Regions from separate parts of the Homo sapiens genome. Here region 1 is linked to region 2. A link is an interaction called in ENCODE POLR2A ChIA-PET data of the cell type or tissue named here. Cell type or tissue: MCF 10A. All regions are shown on one strand. Links, peaks and the distances in the headings refer to the core of each region. The heading gives the core; the rest is flanking DNA. Region 1 holds the start of MIR8070 (microRNA 8070). Region 2 has its middle 51 kb from the start of MIR8070.

The links. Peaks named below come from ENCODE experiments on the same cell type or tissue, not always from the same donor. Only the 100,000 strongest peaks of a DNase experiment are listed, where the experiment ranks them.
Region 1: POLR2A ChIA-PET joins it to region 2 with 5 read pairs; 1 of 35 experiments calls an interaction of 5 or more read pairs at or near these places.

The regions. Positions count from the first base shown.
Region 1 is chr11:11,773,270-11,789,934 of GRCh38, forward strand. It overlaps MIR8070 (microRNA 8070), which reads right to left and starts at 9,953; the gene lies at 9,866-9,953. In MCF 10A, for the core only: no CTCF peak of the experiment used is centred there; a DNase peak (open chromatin) is centred at 9,452.
Region 2 is chr11:11,723,482-11,740,146 of GRCh38, forward strand. No RefSeq gene overlaps it. Among named protein-coding and RNA genes, the nearest start is that of MIR8070, 51 kb to the right of the region's middle. In MCF 10A, for the core only: no CTCF peak of the experiment used is centred there; DNase peaks (open chromatin) are centred at 7,950 and 8,370.

The DNA of each region.
Region 1 (16,665 bases), core at 6,358-11,357, 51 kb after region 2:
CAAATTCCTTTTCCTGAAACCGAGACAAAAACCCTAAAAGGATTGTCTTTAGCTAGTAAAACCCATTAACAGGATGAAAGTAGCACCTGCAGTGTCTGCATGGGTCATTGCTTGCATAGAGTTTCATTTCAGAATTCAATTCAGTAAATAATTCAAATGAAATACAAGGAAATTCACCCCTTAGTCCTGGGGCTTTCAAAAGGTGATATTAATTAATACTGATGAAAGTCAGCCAGCAACCAACTATCTTTCTCTGCCATCTTCCAAGGGGACTGTTTTTACTTCTTTTCAAAATCTGTAATAAAAGACTTTTGAAGAGGCCTGCCATGTAAAATTTATTCAACTGAGCCCAGCCCTAAATGAAGATAGCATTGGCCTTCTCTGACAGAGGAGATAACTGAACAACACTCCATGATTAGAAGACAGAGAGGCGCATGTTACCACTTTCAAGAGCAAAGTCTCAGCAGTCATCAGAGCCAGATTAAATCCTGGCGCTGCCACTTAACCAAGTCATTTAATCTCTCTGTGCCTCAGTTTCTTTCTCTGTAAGAAAATGGGACAAATAATAGTTCCTACCTCATAGACTTGTTATGAGAATTAAAAGAGATAATTCATGCAATGCATTTTGTAGAGTACTTGTCAAGTTATTAGTGCAATAGATCATATATTCAAACATAAGTGGTTGCCATGGACCATGCTGGGAGCTGGGGCACGGGCATTCCTGGTGTAAAGGAACAGGTGTGGGGCTAGGAGAATGCATGCCTGAGTTTCAGTCCTGGCTCTTCCCTTGACTAGTTGTTCAGACGTAGTTGAGTCCCCTCACCTCCTTGAGCTTCAGTTTCCTCACCCAGAAAATGGGAGTGACAGTACATAGCCCAGGCTTATGATGAGGAACAAACAAAATCATGATTTTTGTAAAGCACTCTAAAAGTACAAAAGATATTATTACTGACTTGTGGATTACTTGGGCATTTTGTTTCTCTTCTTTTTCTCATTTGGTCTGCTCCTTTTGGGCCTATTTTCTTTTCTTCATGTTACCAAACCAGGAGTGACTGAAGGGAAGGAGGGCAGATTGCACATACCTCAGTCTATTTCATCAGAGATTGTTAAACTGTATTTTTGGTGAGAGAAGAAGTTGAAGATGTGATTGATTCATGGCAGAGATCCTGAAGAGGTGGTACATGTCCATTGTTCAGGGTAAATTGAGGTTAGTATGAAGAGATCATATTTGGGAATGAGATCTGTGTTTCAACTTTTAAAAAATTATTATTCCACTCCCTTTCTATCTGTGTGACCATAGATGAGTTACTTAACTTCTCTGAGTCTCAATTTCTTCATCTATAACACTGGCATAAATATACCTAATATGTAGAGTTGTCAGCTTTAAACATAAAGTAGGCAAGATACACTGTCTAGACATATTGGGTGTTCACAAGTGGTAGTTATTCTAAATTGAAATCTTTACATCAAGTCTTTCAAATCCTAACTATGGTAATGAATTTTTAGCACTACTTTATGAAATACAATAAAGTCCCAGCCGGCAGACTCAAGTGCCACTTCTTCATTATCCTCCTTTTCCCTTCAGACCCCTGCTTCTTGCCTCAAACATCACCTTATAATTCATCAAGTCACAGGATTTCACATAGTTCTTTGTGGTATCTCCGGAGCTTCTTCCTTTCAAACTAGTGTCTTTGTCCTTCACAGAGGCAAGAATCTATGGGATTAATCACTCTCCAGAACTGGTGTTCTATCAATAGAGGGATACTGAGTGCTACCATGTGCAAGTTAGTATTCTGCAAAGCCCCAGGGATAGGTAATCATGCAATGCACAGTCCCTGAGCCTCTAGAGAGAGAGGCCTGTCCAATCCACAGTGGCAGTGACATAGGGCCAGGGCTGTGACAGCACAAACCCAAAGCTCTGAGAGAACCAACACTACTGCTGGACAGCCAGAGATGACAATCCTTAGGCTGGGCCTCAGAGAATAGGCAAGAGTTTGACAGGTGGTCAATGGAGGTTAAGGACTCCAAGCAGAGGAACCATACGTGCAAAGGCACAGAGACTTGGGAATTCTGAGAAGTTGGGGTAGGCTGGAAGATGGTAGATTAGGAAGGTGGTAGAAGAAGAGATTGGAAAAGCAGTACAGGAAAAGTTGTTAAGGATATGAACTAGAACAGTGGTGCTGAAGAGGGAAAAATATATATAAAAGACATCTCTGAGGTTGCATCATCAGTTCTTGGCAACCAAAGACACTGGCAAAGGAATGAAGAGGAACATCTAAGATGACTCTCAGGTATGTGACTTGGAGGTGTGTGGAGTGGGTGGTGGCTCCATTGGCTGAGATGGGGTCCTCACAGGAAAAACAGGGAGGTGTGCATTTTGAGCTCTATCTAGTATCTGTTGAATTTCAGATGCATGTAAGTACCTTCCATGCCAGGTGGGTTCCCAGTCAAAATATGTCCAAACTGTAACTCTGTTTGAGCTCTGCCATCTGTGCTGGTTGAAGCATATATCCTTCTCCCTAAGTGGCCATGTCCACTTAAGGCAGTTAGATCTGCGAAAGTGTCTGGACTGAGCATAAGGCTTGAGCAGTCATCTTCATTAATGCAGTCACTGAAACTGTGAGGTAGAAAAGGCCCTTTTTTGAGCCCCAGATCATAGCTCCTGGAAGAGGGAGGAACTTGTGAAAGGAGCTTGATGAATTACTGCTACCTGGTTGATTCTTTTGACTCAGCTCTCCCCCTCCCTACATCATCTTTTCTATAGTTTTCACGTCTTTCTTCTTTTCATCTCCTCCTGCTTCTCCTTTGCAGCTCCCGGTGAATGCTTGATGAATCCTGGCTTAGCGAATAGGCTAAACCCTCCACTTAGAAAACAAGCCCTAGCTTTTATCTTCCTCTGCGGTTTTGGGTTTGCCAGAATCAAAGTAACATTAGCACGATTTGTTTGGATTAGCATGAAGACTTCTAGTCCACTCCTTTGCAATATTCCATATTTTAATAACTTTAATAATTACAGCTTCCTTTTTCTAATTAAGAGCTTAGAGAGAGACCTTGGAGAGGGACCAAAACAGTGGTGTTTGGTATGGTGGCAAATAGGAAGAAAAGTTCGCATAGCAGAATCAATATTCGGAGCTGGCTATGAAGCACTTGGATTTTAATTCTGTGAACATTTATTGTGCCCATGCTGTGAACAAGGGCTTGAATGCTGGAGATTACAGATGTGCAGAAGGTTCCTCTGCAAATCTGTTTGTTTGGGATCCAATTAGGATGCCTTGGGTTGCATTCTGACAATAGCATTAATTCTGTAACAATATTCTCCTGGTGATGTGGTCAGCAGGCCCTAGCATTTAGGGTAAAGTCCAGACCACCTTGACTCTATCTCACTGCTCTGACTTCAGAGATAGGCACTGATGGCTAAGCAGAAGTTCCCACAGGGGAGTTGCCTTCAAACTACAGAAGGTGCATCCTATCCTCTGCTCCAAGAACATCTATCACATTAGGATATGTTCTCTTCACCTGAAGCTAACCTAAAGGGCCCAGCAAACCCTCAGAACCCTCGCTGTAGCTTTTTCCATTGCCCAGCACTGCGTGAATGTGGAGTGAAGGCCACACGATGAAAGCACAGCCCTCTAGCATGGGATGAACCCAGAGCCTCAAGAGGGCAAAGTATCGTCCATGCTGGCAAAGCTGCCAGCCTGGAGATCAGAGCAGGAGGCGGATCTTCTGCTCCTAATTGACAACCCAGCCACAGCCTTTACACAGTGTGACTTTCTATTTGAAGCCCAGCTCAGGAATGAACTGTTCTGGGATCAGTTCTGGGATCTTCCACGTCACAGACCCAGAGTCACCATCCTCTTCCCTCCTGAAGCCTGTCTTCAAGAGCTGAAAAGCTTTTATTTTCAACTCTCACATGAGGGATTGTGGATCCCCCTTTTGTGTCAATCATACTACACCTACTCTTTTAACAAAATCTATCTTTAGTGCCTTTCGAAGGAAGACCCACCAACGGATTCGACTTCTATCTTTCTAAGGAATGCCAGTCTCGGATTCAGAGGTAGCTTTCTACATCTTCTCACTGAAGAGACAAAAATGCACAAATTCAGTCTCAAGTGGGCCACCCTTCTGGCAGAGACTCTAAACCCCAGAGATAAGTTTGGTGCCACCTCTGCCTCAGAGGAATCAGACAGACATGGGCAATACACTCTTACAAGGCAGAACTGACTACATGCAAAATACAGGCTCAAAAAAGCTCACATACTTCTGACATGGTGACATGGTAAGTTGGGAACAGTTTCACAGAGGAGGTATTCCATCTGGGACCTTGAGGATAAGAAAGATTTAATAGATGAATATTAAGGGAAATGGCATTCTGGGGTCAGGGTGCAGAATAAGCCAGTCAGGGGAGCTTGAAAATGCAAGCTCTATTTAGGGAATAATGATGGGTCTGGTATTGATAGAGTAGGATTCACACAGGGCTGAATGGGACAAGAAGCTGAAAATGTCTAATGACACCCAACCAGAAGACCTTTAGTGCTGTGATAAGAATTGGTTCTCTATGCTGTAGGGGATGGAAAACCACCTGCGCAGGTTTACAAAGAGAGGAGTGGTCCAGTCCGATCTTTCCTCAGCAAATGAACTTTAGGAGAACCACTGCTTATCCATGTGAGGGATGAAGAAATAAGCAGCAGGCCAGCAGCTTGAAAGCTATTGCTACCAGCCAGAAAATGAGAGACAAAACCAGGGTAAGGGCAGTAGGAAGCAAAAGGAGAGATGGTACAGAGTATTAGTCAGTTTCTGCAATTGACTAGCTGAGGTGTCATTGTCTGGGTAAACGTTTGGTCTGCCTCACTTGAGTATAAGTCCCTTGAAAACAGAAACCATGTCTTACTCATCGTTGTGCCTTTGGTGCTTTACAGGATACCTGGCAGACTGGTGACTGTCATTATAACAGATATTCTAAAATGGTGACCTTAGGTGGGCTTCAAGGGGGCGTGCAAATCCTCCCAAAACTATACACATTATTTTGTGTGTCTGTATATTGGGCATCTTCCTCTTGGAGAGGGTCTATAACTTTGATCAAGTCCTCAAAGAGCTCTGTGACCCAAAAAACGGTTGGGAGCAACTGCTCTAGAAATTTGTTGTCTTCATAAATGTTTCTGACTCTTAGTTTCTGTTTTTATCCCTTCTCTAAGTACCAACTTCCTACATAAAAAAGGACAAGGTCAACAACATTAAATGGACACTTTGAGCATTATTCATTTTATTTGTAGTAAAAGCCCAACATATAAATTCAGCTATGAGTCTAAGTTATGCTGAAACACTGAAAGACATTTTCCCTGCCCATAACTGACCTCATTCTCTGGTAACACATCCCATTTCAGAACCTACTCTCTAATAGCTGATGCTTCTATGAGAATGTAAATCAATTTTAATTTGGACTTTAGCTTCTGCAGCAAGTGCCTTTGAAGAAGCACCTTCCTAAGAATGCCAACTTGCACCTTTACAGCCTGATAATTGGGATAGAGGCTTGACTGCCACCCATTTCCTTTCTATGAGGATGTGGGGGGTAGCGTTTCTGGGAAACTGACACCTTCGCCAAACATTAAGAGATATTATATTGTTCAAACTTAGCCTAAAGAAGGAACTTGTGCCACTTCTGCATGCCAAAGCAGTCTGGGGGATGTGGTTTGGATGCCAAACTATTGGATTTTCTATGATATCCCGATGGTTTAGGGGGACTACATAAGTGATTGTTGGCTGGGCGCAATGGCTCATGCCTGTAATCCCAGCACTTTGGGAAGCCAAGGCAGGTGGATTGCTAGAGGTCAGGAGTTGGAGACCAGCCTGGCTAACATGCCAAATGCCGAAACCCCGTCTCTACTAAAAATACAAAAATTAGCTGGGTGTGGCGGCAAGTGCCTGTAGTTCCAGCTACTTGGGAGGCTGAGGCAGGAGAATCACTGGAACCTGAGAGGCGGAGGTTGCAGTGAGCCAGGATAGTGCCACTGCACTCCAGCCTGGGTGACAGAGCAAGACTCTGTCCAGAAAAAAAAAAAAAAAGAGAGAGAGAGAGAGATTGTTTAAAAATGGGACTATCCTGGAAAATCTGGAATATATGTGTCCTGGAGGAAGAAAATGTCTCCTGACCTCAAGAAAATGTGCAGTCTAGTTGGGTTGATAGTATGCACACACAAGAAAAAAATAAACCTACTTGACAAAGGAACAAGGCAGTGAATGTTCAGTGTAAGGTAAATTATTCAGATAAGGGGAAGGGAGGGTGAAGGAATTCAGAGAAAAAAGCTGCCACTAGGCAGGAAAGCGTTCACAGAAAAATATGCATAAATAAGGGGCAAAGACAAGGAATTAACATACTATGAACATCGTGCTCTCATATTTAACTTCATCCTTATGCCTCAAACATTTAGAGAGTGCCTACTATGTGCCAGATACAACATCAGGTGATTTTACGTATATTATCTGTTAATCCTCACAACTATATATGAGGTAGGGATTATTCTTCTCATTTCATGAATGAGAACTGAAGCTCAGAAAGGGTAAATAACTTTCCCAGAACACACAGCTAGTAAATGGCTGAGCCAGAATGAAAACCCAGGTCTCTCTGACTCCGAAGACTACATTCTTTCTATACCACAGTGTCCATAAAAAGCTACTAAGACAAAGTGGATGAACCTCAAAAACATTATGCTAAGTAGAAGAAGCCAGGCACAAAACGTCATGTATTGTATGATTCTATTTATATGAAATATCCAGAGTAGGTAAATCCATAGAGACAGAAAGCAGACCAGTGTTTGCCAGGGACCTGGGAAAGCGGTGAAAGGCAAATGACTGCTTAATGGGTACAGTTTCCTTTGAGGGTGATAAAAATGACTTGGAACTAGACAGAGATGATGGTTGCACAACTACTGAATTACTAAATGCCACTGAATTGTACACTTTAAATGGTTAACTGTTAATTTTATGTTATGCAAATTTTACCTGTATTTTTAAAAGCTATTAGAAAGGAGAGTTTGAGGAGACAAAACCAGGGAAATGGAACACTCATCATATTTGGGGAACAATGAGGAGACTGAGCCAAGTGGAGCAGCACGAAGAGCCAACATTTTCTTCTCAGCTCAGATGAAGAATTTGGGTAAAAGTGTGAGTAACTTTCCTTAGTTTAGAGTGAGAGAATTCCCAGGCACAGACACCTGCCTTCCTTAATCACAGAAAGAGCTGCCCTAGCTGGTCCAAAATGCCTCTGGTTGCATTTTGGTGTTAGGAGGGGTGAACGCCACCTCTCCTGTGGGTCTCCTAAATTCAGCAGACACAGTATTCTGCTTGAGCATTCCCAAGTGATTCCTCAATCTACGAAATGTGGTTATTTCTTGGTTACTGAGGGGCAACTCTAAATCTCTGTAAACCTGAAATACGTGGAATCATCTCTTTACTAATGAGGGTGCGCAACCGGCCATCCTGCATCTTATCTCCTGTGGGCTGGCTTTGATCTTGGCATTGAGGGTGCAGCAACTCTCAGGAAGGGTCTCAGGAGCCACTTGAGATATTTGATTGTCTTTACTGCCTCTTATGTGAGATGTAATAGGCACTAAAGCAACTCATGTGGATGGGAACTTCCGCAGGCCAAGGCACACCCCCAGTCAAGGGTCTGCCATCCAAGCTGCAGCAAGCCTGGCACAGACCTACCTCAGAGCATCACTTTCCTTCCAAGCTCTTTGGGAAATGTTTGCCTTCACTCCACACGCTCCTCTCAGATGTACACGCACCATTGACGGTGGCTTCTATTTACTCAGAGTTTCACTGTGCAAACGAATCTTTTCAAAGCCCTGCAGCCTTTCTGGCAGCAAGAAGGAGGCAGCATATGTGAGTGGGCTCTACTGCTTTCCCTCCCTTCCCCAGTGCCTGGGACGTGGCTGCCCTGGTCGGCCTGTAGCGCAGTTTCCTCCATAGAATAGGCTCTGCTCCTGGAAGGTGTCTACTGAGTGGGTCTGGGATACAAGAACTAGCCTCTTCAGCTGCCCGCTCATGCCCATTATTGGGGTAATGGTAGTGCCCAGAAAGGGTGCTTCCCACAGACCAGTTCAGAGTTTTGCATGGTGTCAACTATGATGCTGAAAGTCACATTCTGTGTAGGATCCAGTAAGAATTCTACAAGGTGTCCTGTGCAGTGGTGCACATAGGATTCCATCCAGTGCCTAATGCATTATCCACTCAAGTGCTCTATGCAGTGACCACCCTCAGCCCAGGGAGTTATAAGGTAGTGCTGCCTGGGCAATGACCAGTGAGATGACCTCAGCCATCCCAAACATACAATCTGGCCAAGAGTTCTATGCCATGCTCAGCTCAATTCCCCACAGAGTGCTCCAAGCTAAGCCCAGCATGAGGTCTGACACTGTGCTGAATATAATTCCTAGTGCCCAATGAGTGCCCACTGGATGCCCTTCAAGGTGGCCAATGAATGGACTTCACACCCCAGTGAGTGACACACCTGGGAAGTTCTCTCTTGCCCAAACCCCCCCTGCTAGGGAGAAGTAGGACCACCCCTCTGACCTCCTGATAAATCTCAACCTCACTGCCAGCCTCTCCACAGGCTCTTGGTGTCTTTAAAAAGCCACACAATATTATTTTATCTAAACAAGCAACTTGCTCTAAACCTGAAGCCAACCAAGAAAACATAAAACCCGAATACTAACATAACAAAGTTTTATTTTGAGATTCTTTTTTACATCTTTTAAAAGCAAGGTGTAGTACATGCTTATTATAACACAAAACATGACAAGCAAATAGTACAGGAACCTATTACATAGAAAGTGAAATTCCCTGTTTCCTTTCCTCTCTCTCCCATCTCCCATCAATCCCTCTTTCTAGAATTAACTACCATTTATTTGGTTTGCATCCTTTTGGGTCTGTTCCATGCATTACTCAGACATTTACATTACATGCATTTAACTCTTTTTTATACATATGAGCTGATACTGATGCATTCTTCTGAAACCTGCTTTTTTCATTTAATATAATGTGATAATGTGGTCACCTCTCCATGTCTATGCATACGTATTTACTTCCTCACCTTTAGTTAATGCATATTATTCCATAGTACAAAGGTACTTCCAGTTTTTTAACCAGTCCTCTGTTGATGGCATTTAGACCATTTCCACTTTTTCACTGCCACAAACAACATTGCAATTACCATCTTTTATGTACTGATAATTCTGCAAAATCACCCTCTGAAAAGATTGTAACAATTTACACTTCTTCATGATGAGCACAGTAGAAATCTTTCCCTTGCTTCTGGAAAGCCATTAATCGACTCCACTTTAAGAAATGCAGGAGGCAGAAGGTTGCCAACGCAAGCTGCATGTCCCTTCTGTCTATTCAGAATGGAACTGCCTGTTCTCACTGGGCTTGGGTGTGGTCCCTTTGTCTTGCAATATGCAAGCTGGAGCCCAGTCCTTGGCATGCTCTCCCAGCTGCCAGGTGTGAGGACCTGCCCTCAGTGCACAGGAGGCAGGCTCAGCTTACATGGTGATAAGGTCTCATTCACAGAGAAGCAGGCTTCACTCACATGGGATCAGGCTTCACCCACATGGAACCAGGCTTCACACACATGGAATCAGGCTTCATTCACATGGTAATCAGGCTTCACTCATATGGGATCAGGCTTCACTCACATGGAACCAGGCTTCACCCACATGGAACCAGTCTTCATTCACATGGTAATCAGGCTTCATCATGTGGGATCAGCCTTCATTCACATGGGATCAGCCTTCATTCACATGATGATCAGGCTTCACTCACATGGAGTCAGCCGTCAATCACATGGGATCAGGTTTCACTCACATGGAATCAGGCTTCACTCACATGATGATCAGGCTTCACTCACATGATGATCAGGCTTCACTCACATGGAGTCAGCCGTCAATCACATGGGATCAAGTTTCACTCACATGGAATCAGGCTTCACTCACATGATGATCAGGCTTCACTCACATGATGATCAGGCTTCACTCACATGGAATCAGGCCTCAGTCACATGGGAACCACTGTAGGATCAGGTTTCACCCACATGGGGTCAGGCGTGGCTCACATGGTGATCAGAGTTTGCAGTGTTTCTGCTTCTGCTGCCCCATGACTATCTCGAGAGATCCCTTGAGTGATGCAGGGATCCCTAAATGAGCACAGAGCCATTGGTCATCCCTAATTTCCATAGAACAGTCTTTCTGTCTATCTGACAGGCTCTAGGTCCCTGGCTTTCCCTTTAGTTCCCCACTTGGACTGGAGCCCAACTGACCAGGGCTCCGCCCTCTTCTCTTTGCTCCCTCCAGCTCAGCACCAGCCTTGGTGCCAGCACCCCCACTGACAATGATGGTGAGATTCTTGAGATTCATGCCACTCTCTCACTCCTCTACCTTCTGTTCTGGACTGGGTCAGAACTACCTCATTCTCCAGAATTGGGGATTTGGACAACTGAGCAGTCCCGCTTTTATCATAGCTGCCCAAGCATCTCTCTGCCAGCCTGTGCTTCCCACCTCGTGCAGTGCCAGGAACCAGGATGTCTCATGGCTGGCTTTATCTCACATTTCACTCATTCATTCAACAAATCTTTATGATATGCCACTGTACACCATGCACATTTTCTACCAAACTGTAAATGTCCTAAAATAACTACATACGTATCAAGTTCTGTGTTTCTTTTGTAATATGGATGGCAAGTTATTGAAATTTTATGAATTCATTACTATAAACCGGATACAGTTCAGTCCTCTTTCTGGAATAAATGCACTTCTAGACAGTTACCACTATAGCACTCTATCCCATCCCACTGATTGTATAATAAAAGTCAACATGTATTAAGTACTCTTCAAGTTTGGTCCAAGAGGCATACATGTGTTCGTTTAAATCCCCACCAGAACAACCCTATAAGTACCATTGTTATCACCATTTTACAGGTGATGATCTGAAGTTAAATGAGTCACCTGAGTTCACACAGACTGGAAGGAACAGAGCCAGGATCCAAATCCAGACATTTGACATCAGGGCTTACACTCTTTTTTTTTTTTTTTTTTTTTGAGATGGAGTCTCGCTCTGTCACCAGGCTGAAGTGCAGTGGTGCAATCTCGGCTCACTGCAACCTCCGCCTCCTGGGTTCAAGTGATTCTCCTGCCTCAGCCTCCTGAGTAGCTAGGACTACAGGCACCCACCACCATGCCTGGCTAATTTTTGTATTTTTAGTAGAAACTAGGTTTCACCGTGTTGGCCAGGATGGTCTCGATCTCTTGACCTCAGGTGATCCACCTGCCTTGGCCTCCCAAAGTGCTGGGATTACAGGCGTGAGCCACTGTGCCACTGCGGCCTCCCACACTGTTCATTGTTATGGCATTCTGCACCTCCATAGTGGTTCTCTACATGAGTTCCGTGGGCAGAAAACCAAAAAACTCATCAGGGGCAGCTTTGGGAAAGCCTGAAAGATAAAAGGGACAGAACCTAAAATGAGAGCAACAGTTCTGAGCTGTGACCAGTGAGATACCTTGGCGGGCTCAGTGATCTGCAGATGGCAGGGCAGGGCATTTTGTCCAGCATTTTCCAGTGATGCCATGTGGTAGATCCTCAGAGGCCACTGCAGAGGCATGGAGATTTCAGCTTCATCCTGCTGCCAAGAGTCCTACTGATGAGCAGTGGCCATCCAGACTTACTATTCCTTCAACTCCAGTCATCTCTAAGCTTGTCTGCATGGGGGCTACTAAGAGCTCACTGTGAGAACGAAGGTCAAGGACTCTGGGGTCAAAGTGTCTGGACCTATTCACCTCCTGGCTGTACCACTTCATAGATGTGAGATAAGTTACTAAACATATCTGTGCCTCAATTTTCTCAGGTATAAAATGGGGACAATAATAGTATCTTTCTCAGAGAGTTGTTGTGAGAGTTTATCTAATGAAATGTGTATAAAGTACTGAAAACGTCAATAAATACTATTTTTATGACTTCCCAAGGGCCTGCTGACCACTCTGGAACAGTTGAGGCAGTGAACATAGAGCCATGACCACAGACTTGCTAGGTGTTACAAGTTACTTAGTAGGTGTTACAAGGCACATCCAGAACAGGGGAAGGTGGCAACAGAATGGCATGAAAATAACTATATTAGTTTTCTAGGGCTGCTGAAACAAAGTCCAAAAACTGAGTGGTTTAAACCAGGGGTCCCCAACCCCCAGGCAACAGACCAGTACCACTCTAAGTTACATGCTCCTTATAAGAATCTAGGCCGGGTATGGTGGCTCACACCTATAATCTCAGCACTTTGGGGGGCAGAGGCAGGGGGATCACGAGGTCAGGAAATCGAGACCATCCTGGCCAACATGGTGAAACCCCATCTCTACTGAAAATACAAAATTTAGCTGGGCGTGGTGGTGCATGCCTGTAATCCCAGCTACTCGGGAGGCTGAAGCAGGAGAATCTCTTGAACCCGGGAGGCGGAGGTTGCGGTGAGCCAAGATCACGCCACTGTACTCCAGCCTCAGCGACAGAGTAAGACTCTGTCTCCCAAAAAAAAAAGAATCTAATGCCTGATGATCTGTCCCTGTCTCCTATCACCCTCAGATGGGACCACCTAGTTGCAGGAAAACAAGCTCAGGGCTCCCACTGATTCTACCTTATGGTGAGTTGTATAATTATATCATTATATATTAAACGTGATAATAATAGAAATAAAGTGCATAATAAATGTAATGTGCTTGAATCATCTTGAAACCATTCCCCTGCAACCCCCCAACCCTGGTGAAAAAATTATCTTTCATAAAACCAGCCCGTGGTGCCAAAGAGGTTGGGGACTGCTGGTTTAAACAACAGAAATTCATTGTCCATGGTTTGGAGGCTGAAAGTCTAACATTAGGGTATCAGTAGGTGAGTTCCTTTTCAGGGCTGTGCAGAAGGATCTGTTCTAGGCCTGTGTCCTTGGCACGGATGGCACCTTCTCCCTATGTCTCTCCACATTGTCTTCTCTTCACGCATGTCTCTGTGTCCAAATTTCTCCTTTTTATAAAAACACCAGTCATATTGGATTAGGCTCCACCAGAATGACCTCATTTTAACTTGATTACCTCTATAAAGATCCTATCTCCAAATAAAGTCACTCTCTAAGTAGGGCACTGGGGATGAGGACTTCAACATACGAATTGTCAGGTGATGCAATTCAACCCACAACAATGACTAATGAAAATTGTTACCATTCATTAGGCAGCTAACACATGTCAAGGATATAACTATGACTTTTTAGCACCCACAGCATATCTTCGGGTTATCTACTAAGAAAGTGGAGGTTCAGAGCATTTAAGTGACTTTCGAAGATTATTATACAGTTAGCAACTGGCAGAGCCAGGATTTGGATCACAACTGTCTGATCAAACCCATGTTCTCTAAATGTCATTTAACAGTGTCCTTTTAGTTGGTTCCAACTAGCCAGTGACAGGATCGTTCTTGTGAAGGTGCCCATCTCTGGATCTCCTCTGTTCACATGCAGATCCACTCGGACTCCAGAAGATCGTAGACTCTCAAAGCAGGCAGGACCCTTTGATGTCATCCTTTCCACCCCCTACTTTACGGATGAGGAAACAGAGTCCCTAGGAGACTAGTTACTTGCAGGAGGTCACATAGGAAGTGGGGATGTTCTGAATCTGCTCTCTACCCAACACTGCCTCTGCTGGAAGAAATTTTGAACTTTGCTGGTGGATCTAATTTATTTGGCAAATGGTTTCACAGATTTAAGCCATTTATACAAAATCATGAGATTAATCATTATTAATCAAACACAATCTGACACCGTATGAAATAGGCAAGGGATAGGTCTGTTATGCAAGCATCCTGCAGCCTTAATTACTGAATGGCTGGAATGATGGTCGGCCCCTCACATTTATCACAAGAAACATTCAGCTTCTTAGATAACTCATTTTCTATGCCAATGCTTTGAACAGTAAGAAATAAAGGAAACAGCAATCTGTGCTTGTCACAGGAGATGTTATCTAGAAAAGGAGGAACACATCAAATGTCCACATCCACTCTCAGACTGCACACGCAGCATTGCTCCATAATAGGATCAATCTTCTCTCAATTACCAGCTCTGGGGCACAGCCACCTTGTTGAGTGTCTAGAGCAAATGTCCCCTGCCATGTGATAGACATATGGCATTCTGCTTTCTCTGTCCCAGAACAGAGACCAAGTTTCTCAGGATCATTAGGCAAATGTTAACAGAACTGAGACAGCAACACGACCACACGACCACAAGGCTTGCAGCATCAGGTGTGATTCTGTGAAAAGACCAAAGCCCTACTTGCTGATTCAGCTCTGCTTCTCAGAAACTGTACTTCCTGGGATAGATTCCTTCAGCTTCTGGGACTCAATTTCCTCATCTTCACCATGGGGGAAAGGGTTGCCTACATCACAGGTTGTGAGGATTCAATAAGATGATGGCTGAGAAAGTGCACAGCGCAGTAGCTGGCGCTGAGTAGGGGCTTAAGTATTTTTTAATTAAAAATATATGGCAAATAATTTTCTTCCCTCTAAAGCTCATCTGCAGTAATCTATTCTTCCCTTATTCATACGCAAATAAGGAAGGACGGAGTTGTAAATATTATGGGCCTAACTTGGCCCATCTCTGTTCTAATGCTGCCACCTGCTGGACAGCCAACAACCCACACAGGTATTTCAAGGGGATGCCCTGATACTAATGGGAGACAATCTCAGATGCATCTAGGCAAATCCTTCCTTCCCTAACACACTCCCCCTGGCCTCCATCCTTCAGATCTAGACCTAGTGCACCCCTGACTTATCGGATCCTGGGGTTGACTCACAACCTAATTTCCTTGGCAGGAGGTATTTTTCAGACAGTGTGACGTCTGCCTAATAGATCACAGCTCCCAGCATTGGGAACATGAGGACAGCTATGGGCTGAGTTGCCCAGGGAGTTCGAAACGAGCATGCGGCCTGCAGACATGTTTTGTTCAAACTGCATCATATTGGCCCACACTGTGTTTAATAAAATTCAAATTACCCACCAGCACATAAATATCAGATTTCACCTAAAAACGTGGATATTTTCAGCATGTTGTAAAATCTAAAGATATAGCAACACAAGATCCACACTCCTTCATGACAGCAATTAGCCAGAGCAACTGCTCCCTTCAGCCTGAGCATGGCCTCACCAGTGTGACACACTCCCTACCACTCCCTTTCGGACCTTTCCCTTGACCTGCTTCACTTAGGTTACTCTGCCCTGGCCCTGGAGCCACAAAAATTGTTGTCTCCCTAAACCAAAGCACAAAGCATTGCATAGACTAGGATGGCTAAATAGAGCAGCAGGAGTGAATAAAAGAATGATTTACACCTTAAAGTAATAATGTTAATAATTAGTAATTACCAAGCACTTACTTAGCTTGTGCCAGGCACAGAGGAAAGCACTTTGACCCTAACTTTTTGACCCCAAATATATTTTCATTCCATGGTACATTTAAATCTCACATTTCTGCTCTTCTCATTTGCTTTGTTCTCTGTGCCAAGAAATATAAAATCCCTAACTCATCCAATTCTTAACAAATATTACCTGCAGAAAGAATCTGTTCGAAGTAAAACTAGCAATGGCAAAAGCTTCAAACAGTAAAATTTGTTACGACCAAAAAATAAAAATAAAAAAAGAATCCTACATCTTAGGTAATATTGAAAATAGAAAATTCGAACTAAAAATTTTCATATAAAAGAATAGAATTTTTAATCCCAGCACTTTGGGAGGCCGAGGCAGGTGGGTCACTTGAGCCCAGGAGTTTGAGACCAGCCTGGGGAACATGACGCGACCCTGTCTCTACTAAAAATACAAAAATTAGCCAGGTGTGGTAGTGCACACCTGTAGTACCAGCTATTTGGGAGGCTGAGTGAGCCAAGATCATACCACTGCATTCTAGCCTGGGCAACAGAGCAAGACCACGTCTAAAAAAAATAAAATTTTCTTTACAAATTTTTACCTGTCAATTTTACCCAGGAGAATTGTACTTGCTAACAACAATGGCCAAGAAGAAAACTCACAATAGTAAAAGTAATAATTAAACAAGATAAGAAAAAATGCTAATTACTGAGCCTTAAAAAAAATGTATGTGGAAAAAATTGACCTCAGTAGAAACAACTTCAGTAGAATAAAACTTTAAATTGGGAAAAATAAGAAATCACTTAAATGTATTGTATAGAAAATGGTTCAAGAAGTTATACTGGGTCTATAATTCTTCCCTTCCCCCCTATATCATAGAAAATCCATGTCAATAGCCTAGCATGTATCCTTCCATATATTTCTCCATATTTATTTAATCTCTCATACTCACATTCATATTGAGGGAGGCTTTTCATTGATTGTCTTACAAAAATCTAATCATACTATGCACATTTCCTGACATCTTGTTTTTCTCACTGAATAATATCTTACAGAAATCTCTTTCAATCAGACTGGGCTTATGCATAGAAAAGAAAGCCTATGAAAGGGATTGCTAGGTGGAAGGAATCCACCAGCACTTTTTATTTTTAAAAGAAGTTGTCAGATTACTTTCCAAAAGGACTGAAATAATTTACATTTCCTTGGTCAAAATTATGCAGGGGCCTTTTCCCTACATCTCACCAGCA
Region 2 (16,665 bases), core at 5,562-10,561:
CAGTCCCAGCTACTCGGGAAGCTGAGGCAGGAGAATGGCATGAACCTGGGAGGCGGAGCTTGCAGTGAGCCTCTCGAGATCATGCCACTGCACTCCAGCCTGGCTGACAGAGCGAGACTCTGTCTCAAAAAAAAAAAAAAAAAAAGATTTCTACAGCTGATATGGTGGTGCATGACTGTGGTCCCAGCTGGTTGGGAGGCTAAGGCAGGAGGATCACTTGAGCCCAGGAGTTTGAGGTTGCAGTGATCCATGATCTTGCTGCTATACTCATCCTGGGTATCAGAGGGAGAACCCAACTTTAAAAAAAAAAAAAAAGGTTATTCTAACTTAAAGAGCCTACAACACTTTATTGAGGTGGTTCTGAACTGTGTGTGGAAAAATGGTATCTATAACATGATTTTTTTAATCAAAATTATTCAAAATAAGAAGTTTGCATAACTGAACATTTTCAGGGTTGGTCAGTAATGGCGACTGTTTAAACATGTCTCCCGTTCCTACATCCCTACGCAAATCTTTAAAAGGAAATGGGTGTTGAAAACTGACAAAAGTTACCTTCTATCTGGAGTCAATGTAGAATTCCTTCTCATGAGATACAGCACACCTCCTGATACTATAAGCTACGTGACTACGGGTTTTTCTTCCTCATTTTAAATATGATTTAGATTCGTCAAGTGTAATAGATGTCCATGAAATCTAAGACATCACAGCATAGAAAAAAAGAAGAACTATGCATTAGGAAAAGGGAAACGGGAGTGGGGAATAGGAGAAAATAGGGAGATGTAGGGCAAAGGTGCACAGTAGCCGTTATGTAGACGATGAGTCTTGAGATCTAATATACAACATGAGAATGATAGTTAATATTGTATTGTACTTAGGATTTTTCTAAAAAATTAGATTTTAGGTGATTTTATCACAAAAAATGGGTAATTATGTGGGACATGTCAATTTGCTTGATTATAGCAACTATCTCTAGTCTATCTATTCTCTATCTCTGTCTACCTATGTAAACATCATGTTGTATGCCTTAAATATATACAATAAAATTTAAAGATGGAAATAAACATCATTGAGCACCTGTTATGTGTTAGACATCGTACCTGCCATTTTCTATGAGACAGATGTTTCCCTAAATTTTAAATGAGGAAACACACTCAGATATATTCTATAAGTGACCTCGGTCACACAGCTGATTAGGTGGGCATTGGGATTCATAATCTGCCTTTAAATTCCATGCTCATTTTTTTGCCTCATGCTATCTCCCCAGCACGTTGAAGCCATATACACTTTAAACAACTGCAAAGAAGAGGGGTTTGGATGTGACCATAAAATCTGAATAGAAAAGATTATGATAAATGAAGTAAGGCTTGGTTAATCACAAAACTGAGCTTCAGTTCTCCGAACATTTAACTGAACAACAATGAAAAATGGGTATATTACCCCAGAGAGAGAGTCCAAACTTGCAAGCATATTCTTGGAATTTGGCTGTGGAAACCAGGTTAAGATTCCATTTTTTTCCCCCAGAATGCCCAGAGGTGTTTAATGGCTCCCATAAATGTTTCTCATTCTCCACCCTCTTCCCATTTAAATTGCACAGGCTCAGCCTATGCCTTTCAGAGTCCTGACAGCCTGGAGGAACTGGGGGGATCACAAGGTGTCCAGGTGAGCTGGAGCTTTGTCTTGACTCATGACCAGGCAGCGTCATCCCCAGAAGGTACCAGGAGGTGGGAGAGGCAGAGTTTCTGCGGTTTATTGTTCATGGATATGTTTCATCACATCACCCACACTTCCCTGGCTGCCTCTCCAGGACTTACAGTATTACAAAGAATTCAGTATCACAAAGAAGGGCCCTGCTTTCTTTTCTACATTACTATGTCTTAAGCCCTGTCAAAAATGCTAACATTTGATAGATCTAGATCACATTTAAAATAAGGAAGCAAAAAACTTCGGTCAAATAGCTTAAAGTATCAAGAGACGTGCCATCTCTCACAAGACGGGAAATCCAAATTGACTCTAGGTCAAGGTTTCTGAACATCAGCACTGCCGACGTTTGGGGCCAAATAATTCTTTGTAAGAATCACAGGCGGAGTGGTCTGCATGCCTCAGTCCCAACCCCATTCCCCTGGCTAAATCCCAGTCATCTTTCAGGTTTTGTTGAATCATCATTTTGTCTGTCTGGTCTTCCCAGCTGTACTGAAGTGTGGGGTCCATGTCCTCTGGTGTGCTCCCCATGGACCCTGGATGTCCCCCACTGAGCACTGTATTGTAATCATCTGTTTACTTAGATGGTGAGGCAGGGAAGTTAGATTTAAATGCCCTGACCCATGGTCTATTCTATCTGTTGTTGTCACAGTCTAATCCCTCATTGAGTGCTGTTGTCCCCCTACATCATTCTCACCAAATTGTGACCCAGCCTCTATCTTCATACCTTAGACAATAAAGAACCTACTACCTTTCAAGACTGTCATCTTATTGCTGAATAATTGAAAGTGTATCCTAATAGTAATTCCCAATCTTTCTTCCTTTCTTGGCCCTGGTCTGCCTTTGGGGGCCACCACTTTCAGAATGACAGGTAGGTGCAAGCAGCTCACATCCCAGGCTGATGTCTCCTAACTACTCAGTCTCTTTTGGATTCATATCTTCTTGGCCAATGAGATGTGCACCTTCATAGAATATAGACCTCTTCCTTTCTGAATGAGAAATGTGTGATGAGAAAGGCAAATCCATGAGGGAAGAATAAATCTCTTCCAAGCCTAGCCTAGGAGGTTGGGTCTGGGTCTAGGACCCTGCCCCAACTCTGCAGGAATTAGGGTATTAACTATGTATTAATATCTGGAATCAGAAGGCCTCTGCTCCTGTCTAGGTTTTATGAAAGCTCCCAGAAACTAAGTGGAGGCAAACTCTGCATATACCTTTAAGAAGTCCAGGCTGGGTGTGGTGGCTCACGCCTGTAATCCCAGCACTTTGGGAGACTGAGGTGGGTGGATCACGGGGTCAAGAGAGCGAGACCATCCTGGCTAACACAGTGAAACCCCATCTCTACTAAAAATACAAAAAATTAGCCGAGCGTAGTGGTGGGCGCCTGTAGTCCCAGGTACTCGGGAGGCTGAAGTAAGAGAATGGCGTAAACCCGGGAGGTGGAGCTTGCAGTGAGCTGAGATCACGCCACTGCACCCCAGCCTGGGTGACTGAGCAAGACTCCATCTCAAAAAAAAAAAAAAAAAGTCCAAATGCTTGTACCAAGCCTCAAACCTAGCCATTTGCCCAAGGTAGGCAACCCAGAAAGAAGTTCTTGCACATGAAGGAAAGCAGCAAAGGTCAGTTGAGCAAATACATCTCTCTCTCCAAAAGATGGTTGCACCTTGGCTGGTACAGTGCCAGACTCTTTCGTCTCCCTGAGACCAACTTCAGAACTTCTAGCACCCTGTACCCCAAACATTCAACCACTTCTCAGAAAGGAGCAGTTCCATTTACCTCTGGCCAGCAGCACCTTTACTACTTGATATGGGACTTCAGGGTCTCTCACCCTCACCGAAAAAAAGTTTGTCCTCTTGAGGGACTCTCTATCTCCATTCTTATTCTCCCTAAATCATTCTTCACACTGCCATTAAAGGGACCTTTCTGGAACACAGATCTGATCCTGTTATTCCCCTACTTTTATAAAGCCCTTGCATGAGTGTTCACTACCTTCAGGGTAAAATCCAAACTCCTTGAACAAGCTCCTTTCTACCATCCCTGCCCTCTTTCTGGGGCCATGGCTGAGCCCGGGAAGAGGGCTCATGGAAAAGTAATACAGGGTACATGTGGAAGGGTACATGTGGAGAGTATGCCTTTCTACATGTACCCTGTACTACACACCCCACACATCTGGAAGTTCACCCAAAGGCCCATGCTGTCTGGGAGCATCATGCCCTCACCTGTGCCAGTCACTCTATGTGCAGCAATGCCCATCTTCGTTACCTGGGAGAACCTTTGCTGGCCATTTAAGAATGAACTGCAGAGCCACCTTGCTTGGGAAGCATGTGTCACCTACCCACCTGACTTCATATACCCCTGGGTTGAATAAGTTGCCCATGTCCATATTCCCACTATTCATATACTTACCCCAATATAAACAACACTTGTCACAAACTTTTACATCTACCTGTTAATCTGCTCCTTTCCCCCACTCATCTCTAAACCAGGACAATGACTAGTCTTCATTTGTATCTCTTGGCTCAGTACAGAGCCATTTAGTGGATGTTCAATATGTTGTTTGAATGAATGAAAGACTGGTGATAACTGAGATAATGAATAATATTCTCATTATGGCAAGTCCTGCACCCTGATTAACAATATATTAACAGCTCTTGTATATCCTCTTCCAATTTACAATAAGTTTTCAAATTGATGAACCATAGTCTAAGATTGCAATGTCCAATATGATGACTGCTAGCCACATGTGCTATTTAAGTTAATTAAAATTAAATAAATTAAAATTGTATTTCCTCAGTCGTATGAACCATTAGTGGCTTCCATATTGGATAGTGCTGATATAGAATATGCCCCTCTTCACAGAAAGTTCTATTAGACAGTGTTGGTCAAGGACAAGGCATCTGAATTGGGGATGCAAAGTAGAGAATGCATACATCTTTGCCCTTGGGAAGGCTAACCTAGCATTCCAAGAAATCTTGTCCCCAGTATTCCCTGGATCAACTGTCCTTTTGAAGGACAGCTGATTATGACTCATCAGATATTAGCCAAGCATGTCTATCTTACCTATGGTTCTAAATATTCATTTCTGAGTGTATGTAAATGAGCTCTCTGTTATGATAAACAATCATTTTTAAATTCCTTGCTCCTCAAAATTATTCTTTTTTTTTTTAAAAATAATTGCCATATGGCTCACTGATTAACAAGGATGTTAAGAGACTTAATTAATGCTTGTTTGGAGCTTTGCCTGTCAGGGTTGTTATTAGAGGATCCATTGAGATTCTGCTCATAATAAAAAGTTTGCTGGAAAACCCTACTTTATTCAAATAGGGGCACACAGACAACAAGAAGAATTCCCTAGTCCATTTTATTTTATCACTTAACTGTATTGGGTGTTTCTTGAGCATGCGCCATGTGTTTGCAGTGAATGGCAGAAGGAAAATGTGCTTCTGGAGGTTCCTGTGGGAGACTTGCCATTGCTTCCTAGTATGGAAGCCCTGGCATCCATCAAAATTGCTATCACTGGAAGTGAAGCTATAAGGAAATGAGATGGAGATGTGGATGGTATTGGCTGGTGGCTCAGACTGTTCTTATTTTGGTGCGTCAACTTAACCCTGGCTGTTAGCTGTATGGGTCCAGAACTGATTAAGCCCATATACCCAAAGGAGTTGAATCGTCATCATCATCATCACTATCATAATAATAATCATATTTCTAACACTTAGTATTACTATGTGCCAAGCACTGCTCTAAGTTCTTTATATATATTATCCCCATTAATTAATTTCTTGGGACGGACTCTTGCCAAATCAGAATTCCTAAGTATTCTCAAGTGTTATAGCATGTTCCTGTGACTAGTATTTGAATATGTTCTGGAATCGGATTACTTTGTAAACCTGATTTAGAAGCCCAGTGGTTGCTCAGTGGGCACTGCCGTAGTGGATATCCATGGAATATCTAATCTAGTACCCCTACCTCACCCTGTGCAATTTATATAGCTCCTCAGGGAGTTGCTGAATTCTTTCATTTGCTCCACCTTCTAGACACAGCTGATTGGTTCTGTGCAGACACTTAACCCAAATGGGCCAATAAGCCTCCTCCCCAGAATGATTAGCCTGGGACAGGAGAAAGGACTGTGAATCCTCCAGTGGTGCAGGTAACTCAGAAGCTATAGGTGTCTGTTTTCTCCACTATTTGAGAAAGTGTGTAGGAAGAGAGACAGAAGCCAGATGTGGCGAGAGGCAGGGAAAGTCCTAAATCATGTCCAAGCTGCTAATTCCCTAGTGTCCTGAGCCCAGCCTCATCTCTGGCCTTCTATCAGTGTGTGGTGTTCATCCCTTCCTTGGATTCCAGACAAATAAATTTCCCTTTTGACCTTAAGTTATTCAAACAGAGTTTCTTTCACTTGCAACCAAAAACATTCTGGTGAACACAGTTGTCTGCAGCATAGGTTCCAAACCCCTTAGCATACCATAAAGGCCCTAGGACCCACCTTCTTCATCAGTTTCATCCCCTATCACTCTCCCTCCCTCAATTCCTGTAACACACCATGCTCTCTCTCCTAGTGACTTTCTTGTATAACTCTATTTTCTGCTCAACTAAAAGCTTAATGAGGACAGGGCTGTATTTTGTTCATTGCTCTATTCCCAGTGACTAGCAAAGTGTCTATCATACAGTTGGTGCCCAATAAATATTTATGGAATGAATTAATGAGTCAGTACGTCAAAGGAAGTCGTATAGTCCTGAAGAACATTTCACCCAACCGTTGTGAGCCCCCGTGAAACACCCTTGCCTACAACGGGAGGATTTCTCTATGTCAAAAATACTCTGCCTAATTTTCAGGCCCTCTTCTCTGGACAATGCTGGGTACTCACTGACAAATCTGGCCATCAGGATCCACCTTGCAAGCTTATTGCAGGCCAGCTATCTCTATTGGCAAATCTCCGTCAGGCATAGACCATGGTTAGCTTTCAGCTACAGCCAAGTAAATGCACATAAAGATGTGAGATTCTCCAGCTTGACTGAGACTTGATAGACTTGGAACTCCTAAACTCCTTTTTACTGACTGCCTTTTACTAACTGCCCATTTTATTAACTCTTGGGACATTTCTATAGAGAGCTGATCTCATTCAATGACATTTTTATTCTTTCTAATTTCACTTGTAGAAGGTAATCTAGACTTAAAGCTGTAGGGTTTCAATGTCTGTTGTCACTCATCATTGAAATCCCCATCTTTGAAATAACTACAGCAGCAGCAGCAACTGCACCCACCACAGTGGGGCTAGAACCCATAACAGCCCTATGCTCACACCAGCAGTAGCAGCAGCAGACTCACAGTGGAATGGAGAAGAAAAGTTCATTGCAATCTTTGTTTTCTCTTCATTATTTAAACCTGTGCAGACTCCTCTTATCGACTCCCTTCCTCTGTGTTCTCTTTTCTTCCTGTGCTCTCAAGATCACTGCCATGATGGTAATTTTTCGTGTCAACTTAACTGGGCCATGGGATGCCCAGATAGCTAGTGAAACATTAACTCTGTCTCTGTGAAAGTCTTTCTGAAAGAGATTAACATTTGAATTGGTGGACTAAGTAAAGCAGATGGCCCTCCCCAGTGTGAGTGGGCATTATCAAGTCCACTGAGGGCCTGGATAGAATGAAAACACAGAGGAAGACTGAATTTGCTCTCTGCCTCACTGCTTGAGCTGGGACAACCATCTTCTCCTGCCCCCAGTACTCCTGGTTCTTCTCAGGCCTTCAAATGACACCACCAGCTTTTCTGGGTCTCCAGCTTGCAGATGGGAAATTGTGGGACTTTTCATCCCAAATCTTTCATTCTCTCTCTGATCTGTGTGTGTGTGTGTGTGTGTGTGTGTGTGTGTGTGTGTGTGTGTGTGTGTGTAATATAGATAGATTCTCCTATTGGTTCTGTTTCTCTGGAGAACCCTGGCTAATACATCTGCTAGGGTGGTATTGGAGGTTGTTGAGGATCAGAAGAGAGTAGAGGATGAGAAGAGGGAGAAAAGAGAGGTCACAAAGAAGGAAAAGTACCTGAATCTCTCCTCTTCTCTCCTTCACTCAAGTGCTCTCTTTCCCTGTTCCCAACTCCCTCCCCGAACTCCTGCCACCTTCCCTGAGCAGCTTGGCATGTGTCTTCTGGATTCCCTAGCCCAAGTCCACCTCCAGTGTCTTGCTTTGATGGCAGATTCCTAGGCTTTGCAGCTGATAGTTTGAAGGCCTTGGCCGGCTGCCAGGGTACTCCACTTCTCATTACTTTTCTCACTGTAATTCATTTCCCTGTGATTGGAGACAATTAGGATGCCAACAAATGACTGGCCCAGCCCTGTTCGGCAGTTACATAACCACAAACATGTGTGCACTGCCCATCGGAAGCAAGTGAGCTGCTAATGAGGAGGGTTAATTACAAAGTGAGGGTCACCCTAGGAACAACCCTCACCGCATTTCATCCACTGTTGGAGAGAAGCCAGGCACCAAAGCCTTGGCTGTAAGGTTCAAAATAATTAGCAGTGGCCCTTTTGGAGAGAGAACTGCTGAGCACTGCAATTCTCAGCATGGTTGGGGGCAGAGCTCTCTAACATGTCCTGTCCCTGCGGACCTTGTAAAACAATTCCCCAAAGTTACCCCAGAAGAATCACAGGCTTTCCTGTGCCTGCTTGCTGTACTCTTCCTCCTTAGAGCCTCCTGAGTGACTCATGGCTTTGAGTCACTACTTCTGTTTCTTGCTTCAAGATACTTCAATACATCCTAGGGATGTCTTAGATATTACTTAGTTCTCCCACACCTCTGAGAGGATCGTGCCCTGATGAACCACCAACTAGCCATACTTAATGTCCTAGGATAAAACAGTGTAGGGGAAGAGGCTCCATCCAAACACAATCTGTTGACTCCAGGCTAGACCATTTTCCACAAGACATATCTGTGCTAACTTAAAGTTTTCTGTTTTCACACTTTTCTATAAAAACCTAGGCAAAAGCAGCTTTCATGATACTTTACTTTCTGCCTCTTCAACATGCCACAGTTGTGCCAGGCATCACTTTGATATCATAAATGGGAAGACAAGTCCCAACATCAGAAGTTGAAAGAACTGGGAGAAAATATGTACTCAGAGCATGAGATGACTTGGGCACGCGGCTCAGTTAAGGCTATAAACAATGAGTCAACTGGAGGTCCACTTTGTGGTGTAAAAGCAATTCTGATTGTAGGAATCCATCAGAACTAGATTCTGCTGGCATTTCTTGAGGGTTTTCTCATATCGTATACATAGTAAAGGTCTTTTCCTCCAGTTTATTTTTGTCCATTTCTTTCTTACACATGGACAAAATGAGACTAATACCTATATAAAGTTTTATTCTTTCTCATCTTCCAAAGCTATTTCATCCTCCAAAGTGTTTGTTATGTACTTTTGAATGAATCACAATATACCAATACCAACACATATTTTCATTATTTCATATGACTATGTCTATTTTCATCAAATGCCAAGAAATCTATTTTTCTAAAATACTATAAATGCGACTTATTAGCGGTATTCTGATGGTCCCATCAAATTTCCCTTTCACTACTTATTTTCAGTTTACAAGATGAACTTATTGTCTTCTCCCACAAGGATAGGACCTCTGGCCTTGGAAGGAATGATTTACACATTTCAGTTATCTTTCCTCAAAACCCTTATCTGTGAGAAATTAAACCGCTACGAAATTGAGAGGAAAGGATCAGAGAGTATAAGGTACAAGGCCAGGAGTGGCAGAGAATGGGGCTGATGGGGTAAGCAGATGCCAGACAATGACAGCTAAAGGGTTCGTATCATATCTCACAGACAAGTGGCAATATTTAACATTTTTTCTTCAGACAAGTGATCATATTGTTCATATGCACACTGCCAAAGGAATACAGAGATTGACGCAAAATTCCCCTACTGCTAGCTCTAAATCCCCTCTTCTATCCCCCATCAAGAAGCAGCTCACCATACAAGTGATTTAGGATAATTTTATTATAGAAATAAAATGCATCCACCATAATAGTCAAATTATTCACGATCTTGAGGGCTTTAACTCTTGCTAGTATCAAGTTTCTGGCAATATGCAGAGATTTTTGTTTGTTTGTTTACTGGTGTACCCCCAAACACCTACAACAATAACTGACACAGAGTAGGCGTTCAATAAATAGTTGTTGAATGGGTGGATGGATGAATCTGCCTCAGAATTGATATGACAAACAAGTGTGTCATGACACCAGAGGCGGAGAACAACTGCGGTTAGAAAGCACATTGACACTGAAGGCTTTTCAGCGAAGGCTTGACAGGATCATATGCATGTTTCTGAAAGATCACTCTGCCTGCTGTGTGAAGGATGGAGCGGAGAGGAAGAGCTCAGCAGTGGGGAGACCCGTTAGGGGGCCGAGGCACTGATGCATGCAGGGGATGATGAGCCTCTGAACCATGACAGTGGTGACGGGGCTGGAGAGAAAGGAAGACATTCAAGAAATATTTAATAGAACTGAACAGAACTTAATCAAAGAATGTCTTTCCTATCAAACCTTTGAACTGGATCAATTATCAGTTCAGGACAGAACCAAAGACCAGGAATGCTCATTACAGAAATCATAGTGGCAAAGCCCAGCTGCCATTATATGTAGGCAGAGTAGAAAGTAACCTCCATATTATTATGTCAGGAGCACATAGAGGAGCCAAAATCCAAAAATATCTATGCCACCCACTGCCTGAAATTACACCATTAAAGCAGCACTTCTTGGTTTTAATCCTCACCCCTCCAGATGATTTTAAAACATGTTAATATGCTTGAGAAGGGGAAAAAAGAATGTTTATTGAGTTCAAAAGACACTCTGCATACATTTATTGAATCCTCACAATGACCTTGCAATTTTACTGCTAAGAGAAAAAATAAACGTCAGAGAGATACACAAGTAATAAGTGGGAAAGCTGCGATCTGAACGCAGGTTGTTGTGATTTCTTTTTTCCTGGGTGAATCCTGATGGATACCACCATTATTATTGTTACTACCACTTATTTCTATCTTGTTCTTTTTATAAATATGAGAGTAGTGGGCCTAAGGGAAGAGGAATTGGTGGAGGTTCTGAGAGTTGTGTATGTTGCAGACAAGATAGTGTAAGTTCATAGATAAGACACATGTTCAACTTCATAACTTTACCTAAGATTATGCTTATGCTGCAGGGATTAGGGGGTGGCCAGCAACAATCTGAGCCACAGACTCATGTGATCCATGGTTCTGAGCACTCTTACTCTCATGAGCCACAAGTTACCAGATCTCAGCAAACTCTCCCAGTAGAAGGTTCCTCTGGTGTTGGAATAATGACTCAACTCAGACCAGGGAACTTAAAATGGAGACCAGAAAGAGTAGCTTTCTCCATACTTTCCCAGAATAATGGAAGGAAACTAGTTGGCCCTGACCCTGAGAGGAAAACTCCCCACATTTAGAAGTTTACTTCCCTTTTGCAGACTTCTCATTGTGTTAACTATATCTTGTCCTTCTCTTCAAGAGATTAGTGTTCTTCCACATCTGGGAAGTCCTAAGTCCCAAGTCACAGGGCCCAGAATTTTGCTTCCTTCCTTTTTTATTTCCTGGACACTTACAGCACCCAGCAGAGCTGGGTTAGAATATCACACTTCAGCAGCAGGAGCTACCAATCAGCCCATAATCATGCCAAACCTAAACACGAGTTAATTTCTGTTTATTAATATAAAGATGTGCCCTGGCTTACTGGTTCTTAAGTTTGAAATCTATGCCCTGAGTTTACTATCTCAGGGTATTCAACAGGGAGAAGGGAGATGGTAGAAGTTAAGCTGAGGGGAAGAAGAGCCAAGGTCAGAAGGTAGTTAGGAGGGTAGACCAGAGCTGAGTACCTTAAGGGAGAGGACAATGAGAGCTGTGTCAGAGGCAGTTGGTCAACCACCAGGCTGAGCACCAGTGGGAGACAATGGTACATCAGACCCTCAGCTGATTCAATTTATCAGCTTTCTCAAAACTGATTGGGTCCAAGGGCTCTGCTTCATGCTAACCAAACTCAGAAGACACTGATTGATAAATCAAATGCTGAGCCTTTAATATCCAGAGAAAAATGTAAGCGCTAACTTGTCTGGAACCCAGGTCCTCCCCTGGGCAGTGCTAGAGACAAACTGACCATATCTTGGCCTTTGGCTCTCAATTTCTCTAGGCCCTTTGAAACACTTCTCTTTGTGAGTAATACCAACAACATACTACATGCCAATATAGCTGGTTAGGTTAAAGCTCTTTCTAGTTGTCAGAGTATAAGGAAACCTTCCTAAGACTACCCCGAATTTTCCCACAGCAGTTACATCCATCTATTCATTCTTTTAATCAATAAATACTTATTGCCTACTATATGCCCAGCAATGTGCTAGCAGCGGGGGAGGTAACTGGTAAATGAAAGAAATGTGGCCTCGGGTCTTATAAAACTTAGCTAGAGTAGGAAGACAAACTACCAACAAGGAAACAAACAAAATCACTGCAGAGTGAAGCCTGATCCCATGTGGGTGAAACCTGATTCCATGTGAATGAATCCTGGTTACCGTGAGTGAAGCCTAATTACCATGTGAGTGAAGCCTGATCCTACAGGGTGTCTGGGGGAGGGCGTGAAGGCATAGGACACTGTGAGAAAGGGTAGAGGACCTCCTTAGACAGGGTGGAAACATGACATTTAACCTCAGACCTGAAGAAGCCAATCTTACAAAGAGAGAGGGACCGTGGGGTTGGGGCAGGGATTCTGGCAGAGGTGAGGCATATGCAGGGCCTATGGGTTGGGAAACAATTCAACATGAAGATAATCAGTGTTGCTGGAGTATAATGTGCAAGAGGGAGTGTTGTGTGAGATGAAGTTGAAGAGGAGGTAGGGACAGATCATGCAGAGCCTTGTGTACTATCACAAGAAGTTTGGGTTGTATTTGAAGTGAAATGAGAGTTGTGGAAGAATTTTAAGAGGCAGAATTGTATGATATAAGTTGAGTTTTTGGAAGACCACCCTGGCTGCTGTGTGGAGAATGCATTGAGGCTCAGGCATGGAAGGTGTCAGTCTAGATAGAGAGAAGTACATTGACTTGAGAGACATTTAGGAAGAAGAATTATTTACAGACTTCCTTACTCACAGAATTATTACAGACTTACTGAAGGATTGTCTAATCCCATGAAAAACGTGGGAGAGAATTTCCTGTAGATTTGCATCTATGTACTACTAGAGATGCTCTCAACAAAGAATCTCTGGATCTGTTAACAACTGAAAAAGGCCAAATATCAGTTCAAACAACAATGTTAAAGACCAACTCTCTGCCATCTTAATGTTCTTCGTATGGTTGAGCAATGCAGCACATTTTAATTTATCCTCTCAAATCATAATATTAAGGTCACTCTTTAGACACTCAGGCACAACGTTATTAAATCCTATCCACTTATGATTATTATTGTTGCTCTTATTAAAACTTTATAGGTGTCTCCGGAGAGTATTTGAATGAACAGCAAATTTAGAGGAAATTAAATCTTACTTTCATGAAAATAAATTTTGCCTTCCAAGAACTATAATTGGATAAATTGACCATAAAGAACAATTTTCAATATTTTTTTTACTTAGCTATAATTTGTTGATTACCTACTATGTGCCAAACACTATTAAATCTTTACAATTACCCCACGAAGTGGGTGTTGCTGTTCTCACTTGAAGCCTGGGAAAATCAAGGCTCACAGAAGACGTGGCTGGGCTAAAGTCATGAGCAGTGATCGCCACTGGGGTACACTGGACACATAGTTGTGCTCCTTTTTGCTATGCTTTTCTGAATGTGCTTGTATTTATTATTTCCTAGGGGTTATCAGCAACCTCATGCATAAATGACTTCTTTATAGGCATCAGGAAAAAAGCCTATATCCCAGGAATGGCAAACTCAAATGCCTACTGGGCCCAGGCAGATGCTGTAAATTAATGTATCATCCTGTCAGAAGAAAATTAAGAGTCATAGCAACTGTGGGAAGCTGAAGGGCACAAGTCCCTTCCAAGGAGGTCAGCCCCTACTCAGCCCCACATGACTGCCACTGCTGGGAATGTGGCCCATGTGGCCAGATCTTCTGCCTTATCAAGGAAGCAGGAAATCCAGACAGATTTCCATGTAAGTTTTAAAATCTGCGACAAAACTCAAATATTCTTTAAAATACTGAGTGCCAACACCATGCAAGCTTAGCTAAATGGGTGTGTGGGCAGAATCCAGCCTACAGGCTGCCAACTGTTGACCTCTACTGTACAGATCATTGAAGCATTATTTATAATTTGGAAGAATTTTAACCAACCTTAATGTCCAGTGATGTGGGTTGGCTCCGATAACTGTGCTGCAACCATCTGATTAAATTTTTAAAGCTTTTAATAGTGAACAGTATGAATACCATGTAGCACACTAAAAAATTCTTAGGATACACAGCAGGGTAACATGCTGCTGAGATGACATTAAATTTAAAGAGCAAACTACCAAAATGATACCCAGGCAAATGTTTTATATCTTGAACTACAGGGTGGTTACAAGAGTGAACAACTGAAAAATAATCAAGTTGTATAGATTTGGGTACTTCCCAGCATGGAATGTCATACACCAGTAAAAATAATAATAATAATAATAATAATAATGATTCCCGGGCTATGATTACCATTCTGCACACTTTTGAATGAATATGAACAAGAAATTTCAAGGAAGCATGGGCAAAGAAAATAATTTGATTGTGTTGGTTGTAGGGTAATAGGAGATTCTTTTTTCCCCCTTTCCTATATGTTGGTTTCTATTACTGTTACTGCAGTACAGTATTTCTGCGGGAGAAAAAATATTCCTCAAAATATATTATCTAAGAAGAGCAAGAGTAAAATTTAAGCTGATTTTTAAAAAAAAATCAGTAGTAATTACCTTCCCATTTTAATGCAGATTGAAAGCTCAAAAGAAGGATTCACCATTTAATGTTTGTGTCACTTTCTGCCTTTTCCCAACTGAGGCCCCCACCTGCTGCCTCAGCTCCATCCTGAGCAGGTCAGAAGGGAACCTGGGAGCCCCAGTGCCCTACATGGTCACTGAGAAACATGATGCTGCCTGCCCATGGTCCCTGTGACTGGAGAGCCTCCTACAAGCCAGAGGCACTCCTGTGCCCACTGAAATACCACTGTCCCTCTTACATTAGTCAATATGATCTCTGCTGCAAGTGACAGAAAATTCAACAAAATGGCTTAAAATACTGGAAAAAGTTCATCTCATATATCCAGAATTCAAGGTATGGGGGATTCCAGAGCCCACTACAACCAGCAACTCAGTGATGTCAGCGAAGGCTCAGGTTCTTTCCACATCTCTGCCTTGATGTCCTTTCTGGGGCTGTCCCCCTCCAGCCTTGTGCCAGTAGTCATCAGAGATACAGTAATCAGACAGCAACTTCTGTATTCACATCCAGCAATGGCGTGATACTGTTTCCCTCCATGGTTCTCTCTGTGAGGGGGATTTCTTTTTCCCCAAAAGCCCCCATTAGACTTCTTCTCATATCTCAGACTAGAATATAATTGAGACAAATGATCATTTAAAATTAATCCCTATAAAATAGTATGATGAAATTAACATGAGTAACTTCGACTAATCATCTGGATTGAGACTGATGTGGGATACTAAACCCAATGTCCTTAACATCCTTAACAATTTTAACTCTTAAAAAATATCTTTAAATGTGTCTGCCTCACTGGTTTCTAGGTTATGATATGATAATCTCTTACCTGAACCACAGCAAGAACCTCCCAACTAATCTACCTAAAAAGGCCTGGCAGTTAGAGGTCATTTTACCACTAGCTCAATCAAACAGCCAGAGAGTTAAGTCAATCCACCAAATACAATGTTGGGAGTAAGGGGGCAGGATGAGAGAGAAAATGAGCTAAAAATGGAAGGGAACTTTCCTGTGAATGTTGAGCTGTGCTTCTTTGCATGTGATATTGCACCAAGACTAGACCATGTGGTACCTGGACTTATATGGGTTATAATGTGATCCTCAGAGCTCAGCAAGTTTATACTGGAAATGCCAAGTTTAAAATCTCGGAAAGAATGATGTTCACTCATCCCATATACTTTTTGAGGATGTATATTCCAGGCAATGTACTCAACACTGGATGTACAGCAATGAAGAAGGCTGATGCAGTCTCTGCTCTCTAGAGCCAACAGTATAGTGGGAAAGGTTGTCATTTTGCAACTAATTACAGACTCATTATTTAATTACAACTTTGACGAATGCTGTTAACCAAAAAATACAGGAGAATGAGCCCAGGTAATGATACAAGGTGGGAGGCGTGAAATCAGAAAATGCTTCCCCAAGGAAGTGGGGAAGTTCAGCCCAGAGAAAAGGTAAGGGGTTTAGCCCAGAGGAAAGATAAGGAAAGTGTATTCCAGGCAGAAGAAACTGTATATACAAAGACTCCGAGGCAGCAGAAACAAGGAAGGACTAAAGGAAGGTCACTGTGCTTACAATGTACAGAATGAAGAGAAGAACAATACAAGATGAGCTGGAGGGGGGCACGGTGGAGGCATGGTGGGGGCATGGAGAGCATGTGCAGGCAGGGTTAGATTCATTAGGACCTTTTGCACTAAAGGGATATAAGCAAGTGACGTTGATCAAAAGCCAGAAGATGACACCACAAGCAATTTGGAAAAGGTAGTCAGAAACAGAGGAAAAGTAAGCTGCTCCCAAAATTCTCGGAGAAAGGGGGGTACCCTTCCCTGTGAATGGAGCTCTGATTAATCTGGCTTCTTTGTGTCTAATTTACCCTTTCCCTAGTGTTACACCATGGCCACCACAAAGTCACACCACAAAGTCACATCTCAGTGAGTGGCATAACCTTCCCTTTCCAGAGCCTGTAGGGCTGATGTGGCCCATGTGCAGACTGGTGATGTTCCCAGATACCTGGGACATGGG